Linked DNA regions of Homo sapiens: region 1 is linked to region 2. Evidence: read pairs that join two places in POLR2A ChIA-PET (ENCODE). Cell type or tissue: MCF 10A. All regions are shown on one strand. Links, peaks and the distances in the headings refer to the core of each region. The heading gives the core; the rest is flanking DNA. Region 1 has its middle 21 kb from the start of RAMP3. Region 2 overlaps CCM2 (CCM2 scaffold protein).

Region 1 (5,370 bases), core at 51-5,050, 100 kb after region 2:
GGAGAGGGCTGGGGAGGCTGGCAGGGCTGGACCATGGAGAGCCATGGGGGCCAGGCCAGGGGTCAGGGTGGCAAGGCAGGATCAGACACGTTTTAGAAAGGCCCTTTGCCAGTTGACAGGGAGGTGGGAGGAGAGGAGAAGGGGAGCCTGGACAAAGGTAGGCACTGGGCCTGGGAGGAAGGTATGTGGGACCGGGGCCTGGGTCTCCTGGGCTGAGAAGGGAAAGTCCAGCAGGGGTGGGGTTGTAGAAGGGAGGGCAGCAGGCCTGGCCTCTACATCTCCATAAACTCTTGATTTCCAGCTGATGCCCCTACTCTGCAGAAACACTGACCCTGGGGAGATTCTGAGGCTCAGGTCAATGCCTTGGGTAGAGAATGAGGAGGTAATGAGCCCTGAATGGAGTGGCTTTTCACTGTTCCAGCCAAGGGGCCCCCTTCTTTACAGCTGGGGGCCTTGAAGCTCAGCTTGGTCAGGGACTTGCCAGTATCACACTGGGATTGGGGAGTGGCCCTGGGACTACCCTTGGCCTCTGGAGCCCCAGGGCCAGGCTGGGAGTCAGAGCACCACCCTGCTCTGTCTTCTTAGAAAAGTGGCCCAGACTGCTGTCCCACACTACTCATGTCGTACAGGGTCAGAGACCCACAGTGGGCCTAAGGCCCTACTGAGGCCTGGTTCTGAGATGAGGTTTCTGGGAGAAGCCCCCTTGGCCGTCCTTTCTCTAGCGGTGGCAGAGCTGGGTGCTCTAGCCTACTAGAAAGATTTCAGTGGCTCCCGCCATGCTCTGCAGACATGGCGGTCCTTCAGCCTACTTACCCCCATGACATTTTGCAATTTTATTTTCTTTGCTAACATTAGAGGACCATTAAAAGCTAGCTTTCTGGTGTGGGAATACAGAAAGACCACCCACATGAGAACAGGCAAAATCTCTTCATCTAGAGCTGCTCTAGCAAGGGGGCTGGCCGCCATCACTGCATTTGGCCAAGACTCACAGGCAGGCAGAGGGAAAGGGAGGGAAAGCTTCACAGTGGAAAAGGGAGGCTCAGGTGAGCCCTGATGGAGGCAGCCAGCCCGGGGAAGCTGGGGCAGCTCACTAGAAAGGGGGCTGCCTATGTGATTGGTTAGAAGAGCATATTTGTTTTGTTTCTGGCTGGTCCTAAGTTGGAAGCAGGGACAAAAATTAGGGAAGCTGCCAGTTATTAATCAAGTTCTGGCCATTTGGGGCCGATTGTTAGAGGGGTTATTGTTTGGCCTTCCAGGATCGTTGCTAGAGAGAGTGGTCTGACTTCCTATGCATTTGGCTGCATAGGAATAGCAGGCTGGCATCCCGGCTGGTTGCTGCAGACTATGGGACAAGTTCTACTCATATGTATGGCCTGGCTATTGTCCTATTTGATATTCAGTCTCTCCCTGGTTTCTCCTGAGGAATCAGAAGAAAGACCTTTGGCAGCTAGGCAATCCAGATCAACTTCCCCTCTGAGGATGACTCAAGAAGCTGAACAATAATAGCCCCCAAAAGTCTTACTGAAAGCATCAAAAAGCTAGCAAGATCTGGAAGAAGACAAGAACCCAGCGGGGTGAGCCTAGACGTTCCAAGCTGCTTTTGCTCTGGAGGCATTTCCAGTTCCAGGGAATTAGCCTGAAGATGAGCTTTGTTTCTGGCCCTGTCCTTGGACTGGAGGTCTAGACGCCAAAGCCCAGTAAGATGTAAGAGGACAACATTTCACCTGATTTTTAATGCAGCTCTGCCAGTTTTCTTTTGGCAATGTCTATTGGTGATACTAATCTTGACCAATTTTTGCCGAGCGTCTCCACTGCTCAGAAAGAGACTAGCAGCCCTGACATCCGGGGGCCATGCCTTAGGGTGCTCCTGCTGAACACAAACAATTACCCAAAACATCGACCTCAGAGAAAGAAGCCTGCTCCATAATCAAGTGTAACTCAGGAGAACATCAACTAACCACAAAATGGCCCAACAGCTCCCTCTCCTGGGTCATGTGAGCAATTGCTGCTTCTTTACCAACTATAACTTTAGCTGAAGATATTTCATCACAGAATTAATTACTCCTGCTGCCTGACAGCCTCCCACCCAGAAAAAAACCCTGTTTTCTTAAACCCTCCCCCAAAATCAAGGCCCAATCTCATGAGGCCTTTATAACACCCTCTCCCCAAGTCGCCTTATGGTTCTCCAAAGCCTGTGTTCTCCCTTGTTACTGCAGCAAGAAATAAACCCAACTTGTTCAACCTGGTGGCCTTCGCCTGGAAGTCTTAACACTGAAAAGTGACTCTGTGTATCTCTCCATTTGTAGTTAATAAATATCTTGGGGGTTGAATTTGAGATTATACTAATAACTTGTTCTTTTCAAACTTGTGCCCGCTAATTTTAACATTCGTTGGTGGATCTTGTCTGTACCACTTATTACTGTGGTGTTTGCCTGATGGTAGTTTGTCTTCGTTCTTCTACACTTATTAACTGGAATTATTCTGTAAGGAAAGGCTGCCCTTTGCCCCATCATTTATTAGATTACTTAGCACTTTGTTCCAGCTTTGGCCATTGGGAGTGCCTTGAGATTGGCTCCCATGTTCTTTTGACAACTGTTCTTTTTTTTGGGCACTTTCTCACTTTCTGGCATGAGAAGATGCTCCAAACTCATCTTGTAGCTTCCCTGCTTCAACCTGGGAATGAGCCATTTTTCTAAGGATCATGGTGCCTTTTTACTGGAGAATGGTGCTTAGAAGCTGAGATCCTAGCAGAGCTGTCCATGCTCCTGGGTTGTCCCTTGTTGAGGCTCTCTCATCAGCAGACAGGCTAGGAAATATACGCATGTCTGCTAACCCACGCGTGGACATGCATGTGTATTTCTGTGTCTATCTGTTTGTATGCAGATTAAAGTCCTGAGTTTATACTGATACCTCTGGTTCCAAACCAACACAATGGGGCTCGCTTTAGCCTTTCCTCACTTGTAACTTCTTTTTCCAACAGTGAGAAACCCAGCTGTCATTATTATGATATTCTTACTAATTTTTTCAGTTCTAGTCCATGCCTCAAGTAGTTTCAGAATTGCTTGCCACACCCTTGGAGGAAATACATTCACTGGCTACATTACAGCATTTCTTTTTTTTTTTTTTTTGAGACATAGTCTCACTCTGTCTCCCAGGCTGGAGTGCAGTGGCACGATCTCGGCTCACTGCAACCTCCGCCTCCTGGGTTCAAGTGATTCTCCTGCCTCAGCCTTCTGAGTAGCTGGGATTACAGGCACGTGCCACCATGCACAGCTAATTTTTATATTTTTAGTAGAGACAGGGTTTCACCATGTTGGTCAGGCTCGTCTTGAACTCCTGACCTCAGGTGATCCACCCTCGTCAGCCTCCCAAAGTGCTGGGATTACAGGCGTGAGCCACCGTGCCTGGCCCATCGCAGGATTTCTGTGCGGTTCTTTTTGCCTTTAGCCATACAGGATCCAGTCCCGGTACTGTTTTCCACAATGACTTAGGTGAGCTCTTTTCCTCCCTGCTCCCTTCAATGCAGCTGTGCTGTTCATTTGCAGTGCTGTGAAGCTCAAGTGCTACTGTCTGCATTCCATTTTGGGTTTTGCTTGTTTTTTGAGTGTGTGAACTCTACTTTAACTCTAAGAGTCACACAAAAGGCTAGAGACGCAGAGTGTACCCCTCCCCATCCTATCACTTTGTTCTCATCCCCCTGGGTACCCTTTTTCCACCCTTCTCTTAGGTGACCAATCTCTTTAGCTCCTCATTTATCCTTTTCTATATTTCTTTGGCACAAATGAGCATGTACATGTCTATTTTCTTCTCTCTTTTTGAGACAGAGTTTTGCTCTTGTCACCCAGGCTGGAGTGCAATGGCACTATCTCGGCTCACTGCAATCTCCACCTCCTGTGTTCAATGATTCTCCTGCCTCAGCCTCTCAAGTAGCTGGGACTACAGGCATGCGCCACCATGCCCAGCTAATTTTTGTATCTTTAGTAGATGCGGGGTTTCACCCGTGTTGGCCAGGCTGGTCTGGAACTCCTGACCTCAGGTGATCCGCCCGCCTCGGCCTCCCAAAATGCTGGGATTACAGGCATGAGCCACCACACTGGCCCATAATCCACAAGTTTAATATGTGGTAGTTTCATTATTTTTCAGTTCAAATATTTTATCATTTCCATTTTTATTTCTTCTTTTGCTCATGGTTTATTAGAAGCATATTTCTTTAGCTGTTAAAAAGGAGGAAGAGGCGACAGAGCGAGACTCCGTCTCAACAAAAAAAAAAAAAAAAAAAAAAAAAAAGGAGGAAGAGCTCCACAATTGAGGTGAGGGTATTTCTAAGACATACTTTAAGTGAAAAAGGCAAAACACAAACAAGTATCCATAAAATGTTATCCTTCAGGTAGGAAAGAAGGGGATGTAAGAAAATAGACATGTCAACTGGGCGTGGAGGAGGAGCATTTCTTCCTTTGCTCTTTCCAGCGGCCATATGAGCAGTGTCATCTACGTTCTGCAGATAAGGAAATGGACTGAGAATTCATTTGCTCTTTCCAGCAGCCCTATGAACAGAGTCATCTATGTTCTGCAGATAAGGAAATGGACTGAGAACTTAGACAGGGAGTGTGTCTTCTTTCTCTCTGCACCCCGATGCCTGAAAATGTCGACTGGAAGACACCTAGGCCTGCAAGGCTGTGAGGGAAGTCAGGGGGTCCCAAGGGCTGCCTGTGGCCACCCTGACTTGGATCTGGAACACCTGCTCCTCCTTACTCATTGCTGCCTGGCGTGGCTCCACACTTACCCACTCCTCCAAAAAATGGCCCTGGCTAGGTTGGGTTTACAGTGGATTATTAATGCTTTGATAATCCTGCCTGCCCTCTCCCTCCGCCCTCTCTCTGTCTCCCCAGCCTCCTGCTCCTCCTCTGGTCTTCCTGTCCAGTCATGCTGCCACTGTCCTGCCTTTATTCTGTAGGCTGAAACATTCCTGCCTCCTGCTTCTAGTCTTCAAGTAAACTTTCAAGTAGCGTATGTTCCTCAAACATGGCTCTCAGGGAGCAGATCTTACCAGGAGTGGAAAAGGCTCCCCGTTGCCTGTCATGTGGTATATACACTTCTAGAAAGCCCTCCATAAATCCATTTCAGTAAAAGGGACATTTACCACTGCTAAGAAGGGATGGCTGAGCACACTAGTTCTTCACTTAACAACCAGAGTTATTTACAGAATCTCCTTCCTACACATGCTTTTGGGATTTCAAGTTTGAATTGTGACTTGAGTCTTACTCTGTCACCCAGACTGGAGTGCAGTGGTCCAATCATGGTGCACTGTGGCCTCATCCTCCTGGGCTCAAGCAATCCCCTTAGTTCAGCCTCCCAAATAGCTGGGACTAC
Region 2 (5,370 bases), core at 262-5,261:
GTGATCCACCTGCCTTAGCCTCCCAAAGTGGTGTGATTACAGGCGTGAGTCATTGCACCTGGCCTCGATTTATTTTTTAACTAGAACTTTCCTTTAAATTTATTTTCTTTCTTTTTTTAGATTTAAAGAGAACAGGGCCTTGCCCAGGTGCAGTGGCTTACACCTGTAATCCCAGCACTTTGGGAGGCCGAGGTGGGTAGATCACTTGAGGTCAGGAGTTTGAGACCAGCCTGGCCAACATGGTGAAACCCCATCTCTATAAAAATACAAAAATTAGCCAGGTGTGGTGGTGCACACCTGTAATCCCAGATACTCGGGAGGCTGAGGCAGGAGAATCGCTTGAGCCCGGGAGGTGGAGGTTGCAGTGAGCCGAGATCACACCACTGTACTCCAGCCTGGGCTGTATAGTGAGACTCCAGGTCAAAAAAAAAAAAAAAAAAAAGAGGGCCTTGCTTAGTCACTTAGGCTGGAGTGCAGCGGGCAGTCATAGCCCACTGCAGCTTTGAGCTCCTGGGTTCAAGTGATTCTCTCCCCCCAGTCTTTCAGGTAGCTAGGACTACAGACGTATGCCACCACGCTCAGCTTTTTTCTTTTTAATTAATAATTATTATTTGTTTTGAGATGGTCTTGCTCTGTCACCCAGGCTGGAGTGCAGTGGTGTGATCACAGCTCACTGCAGCCTTGACTTCCTAGGCTCAAGTGATCCTCCCACTTCAGCCTCCCAAGTAGCTGTGACTACAGGTGTGTGCCACCATGTCCTGCTAATTTTTATGTTCTAATTTTTGTATTTTTTTTAAAAGATGAGGTCTCACCCTGTTGCCCAGGCTGGTCTTGAAGTCCTGACTCTAGTGATCCTCCCATCTTGGCCTCCCAAAGTGTTGGGATTACAGGTGTGAGCCACTGCGCCCAGCCATCAGCTTAAATTTTGTGTTCAAAAGCAACTTCTTTTCCAAAAATCTGAGGTGGCTTCTTGTTCAGTTTTGTATCTGGAATAGCAGAGAGCTCTTCCCCAGCACCGGCTGTCCCTCCTACCACCCCCTGCAGCTGAGAGCTGAGCAAACATTACCTCTGAAAAGCCCCATCATCCTCAGCGAGAACAGCAGCTACCCTGCATTCCGTGCTGAATGGGTAGGAGTGGCAGAGGGAGGCTGCAGCAGATGTGCAAAGATGCATTTCTTTACTTAATAGTGTTAATATTCCACTTTCTAGGAAGGCTTACCCATCAATTAAAATTATTTGAGACATTAAAAAAAGAAACTTAGGGTAGCTGCTATTGAAGACTAAGGACTAGGGCCAGAGAGACGCCTGCCTCCAAGTAGTCCACAGAATCTGCTTGTTAAAATGTTCGTGATTTGGAGGCCCAGGTAGAAGGGGCAGGTTCCTCTGAAGCGCCTTGGCATGCCCTATCTTTGGCGTTCCGGGGTCGCCCTCCTCTGCTAGTCTGTGAGCAGTCAGAAGGTTGTATCTCCTGTTCATTCCTCTCCTTGTCTCTTGCTGCTCAGAACAGCAGCTTTAAGAACAGGGTGGCTGAGCCCTAAGTGTACCTTTGGAGCATCCTGTGTGTCTTCAGCATTGATTGACTGTTTTTACTGTGGATTTAATTTCAGTTACTTTACTCTGGTCTTACTACTTCGGCTTGACTGTGACATCGTTGAGGGCAGGGGCTGTGTCACCTCTAACCAAAGGGCCTCCCCAGATGCCTAGCCTGGTCCAAGCGTTCCATCAAGAGTCAGTACCAGCGTTTATTGCTGTCCAGTCTGTGCAAGCTCCATGCTGGCTGCTGGGTAAGAGCCAAGGGCAGCCAGGCCTAATGGCTCATGCCTGTAATTCCAGCACTTTGGGAGGCTGAGGCTGGTGGATCACCTGAGGCTGGGAGTTTGAGACCAGCCTGGCCAACATGTTGAAACCCCATCTCTACTAAAAATACTAAAATTAGCCAGGCATGGTGGTGGGTGCCTGTAATCCCAGCTACTCCAGAGGCTGAGGCAGGAGAATTGCTTGAACCGGGGAGGCAGAAGTTAAGTGAACCAAGATTATGCCATTGCACTCCATCCAGCCTTGGTGACAAGAGCAAAACTCCGTCTCAAAAAAAAAAAAAAAAAAAAAAAAAAAGAGCAAAGGCCAGAGGAGGAAAGAGCTGAGCTCGATGTAGGGAAGAATTGATGTGATGCTTGGGCAATAAGAGGCATCTACAGATGGCCGTCCTGGTTTCCTTGCCCTGCAAGAGTTCCTACTATTTCTCACTGCCTAACTGCAGAGGGTCTCTCTTTAGGGGTGGGATTGTAGGACGGGGGAGCGCCAGAGTCCTTCCCAGTGCAGACTGTAATTCTGTGTGGAGACTATAATTTTATGACCTGTACATCAACATTAAAATAACAGTGTAGGTTGCATGTGGTTTGTGGGACCTGTTGATTTGGTGTGGGCTTCTTGGTTAGAGGTTGATCTTGGCAAATCTCCTGTCTCAGAGTTGGTTTCCTGTTGCTCCCATAGGTAGATTAGTAACTAGTTTGGCTAACAGGCAGCTTTCAGAAGAGCCAACAAATGGAGCCAGGCTGCTTGCCCACACTGTCAGATTCAGAGCTCAGTCACTGTCCATGACACAGCTAGTTATCATTTAGGAGGAATGAGCTTTGGGGGCTAGCAGGCAGAAATGGTTTAGGGACAGCCATTTTCCTGTGGCTGATGTGAGATTATCCATGTCTGTGGAGATGCAAGCTTCCGAAAAGCTGGGCTCATGGGCCAAATGCCTCTGTATTTCCATAACCTCCAGGCCAGGGTCTTGCACATCATAGGGCCTGGGAGAATAAGTGAGTGGTCAAGCATACACATTTGAAAAGTAATTCATGTGCCATCTGTCACTTGAGAGTGCCAGAAGAGAGGAAATCACAGGCAAGCAAAGCCTGGTGTGTTTTTAGTGAGGCTAGAGAAACATGATTTTTTGCATGGCTAAAATTGCATCACTAAATTTTGAGGGCCGTTTTTAACTTACAGTTTACCATGATTTCTTGGCTGACAAATCATAGGTGACCATTTCTCACCATTCTCCCATGAGAACCCCGCACTGCAAACTACCTGTCATGTCCAAACTTGTCCTGGGGCTCAAAGCTTGTCAGGGATTAAGGAGAATGAAGCCCGAAAGTGCCTTAGGGACATCCTGTCTTCACTGCTGTCATAGAGCCAGGGCCTGGGCAGCACAAGGCCACATGCTTTCTGAGCCCAGGCCAGTCCCAGCAAGCTCTTATGGAAGCACTTTTTTTTTTTTTTGTTTTGAGACGGAGTCTCTCTCTTGTTGCCCAGGCTGGAGTGCAATGGTGTGATCTCAGCTCACTGCAACCTCTGCCTCCCGGATTCAAGCGATTCTCCTTTCTCAGCCTCCTGAGTAGCTGGGATTACAGGCATCTGCCACTACACCCAGCTAATTTTTGGTATTTTAAGTAGTGACGGGGTTTCACCATCTTGGCCAGGCTGGTCTCAAACTCTTGACCTCAAGTGATTTGCCAGTCTTGGCCTCCCAAAGTGCTGGGATTATAAGCATGTGCCACCATGCCTGGCCTTTTTTTTTTTTTTTTTTTTTTTGAGATGGAGTTTCACTCTTGTTGGCCAGGCTGGGGTGCAATAGCACAATCTCGGCTCACTGCAACCTCCGCTTCCCCGGTTCAAGCAATTCTCCTGCCTCAGCCTCCCAAGTAGCTGGGATTACAGGCGCCCGCCACCACACCCAGCTAATTTTTGTTATTTTTAGTAGAGACGGAGTTTCACCATCTTGGCCAGGCTGGTCTCTTAACTCCTGACCTCAAGTGATCTGCCTGCCTCACCCTCCCAAAGTGCTGGGATTACAGGTGTGAGCCACTGCACCCAGCTTCTGGAAGCATTTTTAAAAAGTTTTTATTTTTCTTGAGACAAGGTCTCACTCTGTTGCCCAGGCTGGAGTGCAATGGCATGATCACAGCTTACCGCAGCCTTGACCTACCGGGCTCAAGCAACCTCCTGCCTCAGCCTCCCAAGTAGCTGGTACTACATGCGTGAACCACCACACCTGGCTAATTTTTGTAGTTTTTGTAGAGATGGGGTCCCACCAGGTTGCCGGGCTGGTCTTGAATCCCTGAGCTCAACAATCTACCCACCTCGGCCTCCCAAAAGTGTTGGGATTATAGGCGTGAGCCGCTGCACCCAGCCTGGGAGCACTTTCTGTCCCCTCTGTGGTTCGTCTTAGAGCGGATCATCTTGTAAGGATGTTGGTGATCTTAATTTTTTATGCTTTTATATTTTGCCTCAGTTTAAGTGTAATCAGCAGGAAGCAGAAAATATATTCATCATTTTCAAAAAATATTTAAAAATTCAAATATTAAAAAAATACAGAGAAAAGTTAACAAAGCTACTGTATACATCATCTGGCTCCAACTGTTACCAACTCTGAGGACCTTTAGTCATCCTTACTCCATGCTCTCCCCTACCACCGGATGTACTGAGCAGCAGAGAATGGGACCTGGGAGGGGGCCTATTCCAGGTCAAAGGGGAGAGACTACTCCTGGTCAACGGGGAACTACTCTGGGTCTATGAGAGGACTAGTTCAGGTAGATGAGGGACTACTCCAGGTCAATGGGGAACCACTCTGGGTCAAGGGAAGACTATTCCAGGTCGGGCAAGGGGAGCTATTCCAGGTGAAGAAGGCGGATGCAGGGGTGGGTCCAGTCAGCCCAAGTGAGAGAGGAAGCATTTTAGCAGATTATAGGGCTTTAAGCCTGGGTCACAGGTGTGTCACCTGTTGGGGGCACGAATGAAGAGCTTAGGCTGTGATGCTGGTCCAACTTTATTATAGTCTGTGGTAGTGATGAGTAGGAGACAGTCTGATTATATACATATATACATATATATATATATGTATAGACAGCAGTGGAAGAAGAGATAAATTTTAACTTATTGTCAAGGTAAATACAGTCATAAAATTAACTGGTATATATTTTGCTTGTTCACAACATATCAGACGTGCTCAGAACTTTATGTAGATTATTGTATTGATTGCCTGTGGCACTTCTCTAAGGATTGTTAGCCTGTTGTGCAGATGGTGAGAGCTCATCCAACCAGTTTGCTTAGTAAGTGGTGCAGCCCAATGCATGCCGGAGCAGAGATCATGCCTAGGACCTGAGGAACATCTATCTTTACTGGTAGAAGAAAGAGAGCTGGCAAAGGGTGCGTGAGATGCAGGAAACACAGGGGACAGAGTGACAGAGGCGTGGTGGCAGCGTTAGTGCACTTCTCTGGAAGCAAGACTTTCTGTTGTGTTTTTTGTTTTCGTTTTTATTGAAAGAGCTTCCTGATTCCATGTCTGTTTTAGTGGGTGAATGGAATAAAAACCCAGCTATGAAAGGG

The links. ChIA-PET counts read pairs that join two places held together with the same protein. Peaks named below come from ENCODE experiments on the same cell type or tissue, not always from the same donor. Only the 100,000 strongest peaks of a DNase experiment are listed, where the experiment ranks them.
Region 1: POLR2A ChIA-PET joins it to region 2 with 5 read pairs; 5 of 35 experiments call an interaction of 5 or more read pairs at or near these places.

What each region holds. Positions count from the first base shown.
Region 1 is chr7:45,134,346-45,139,715 of GRCh38, forward strand. No RefSeq gene overlaps it. Among named protein-coding and RNA genes, the nearest start is that of RAMP3, 21 kb to the right of the region's middle. In MCF 10A, for the core only: a CTCF peak has its summit at 1,990 (motif pointing left); a DNase peak (open chromatin) is centred at 1,966.
Region 2 is chr7:45,030,960-45,036,329 of GRCh38, forward strand. The region is part of intron 1 of CCM2 (CCM2 scaffold protein); the gene reads left to right. Among named protein-coding and RNA genes, the nearest start is that of CCM2, 33 kb to the left of the region's middle. In MCF 10A, for the core only: no CTCF peak of the experiment used is centred there; a DNase peak (open chromatin) is centred at 3,112.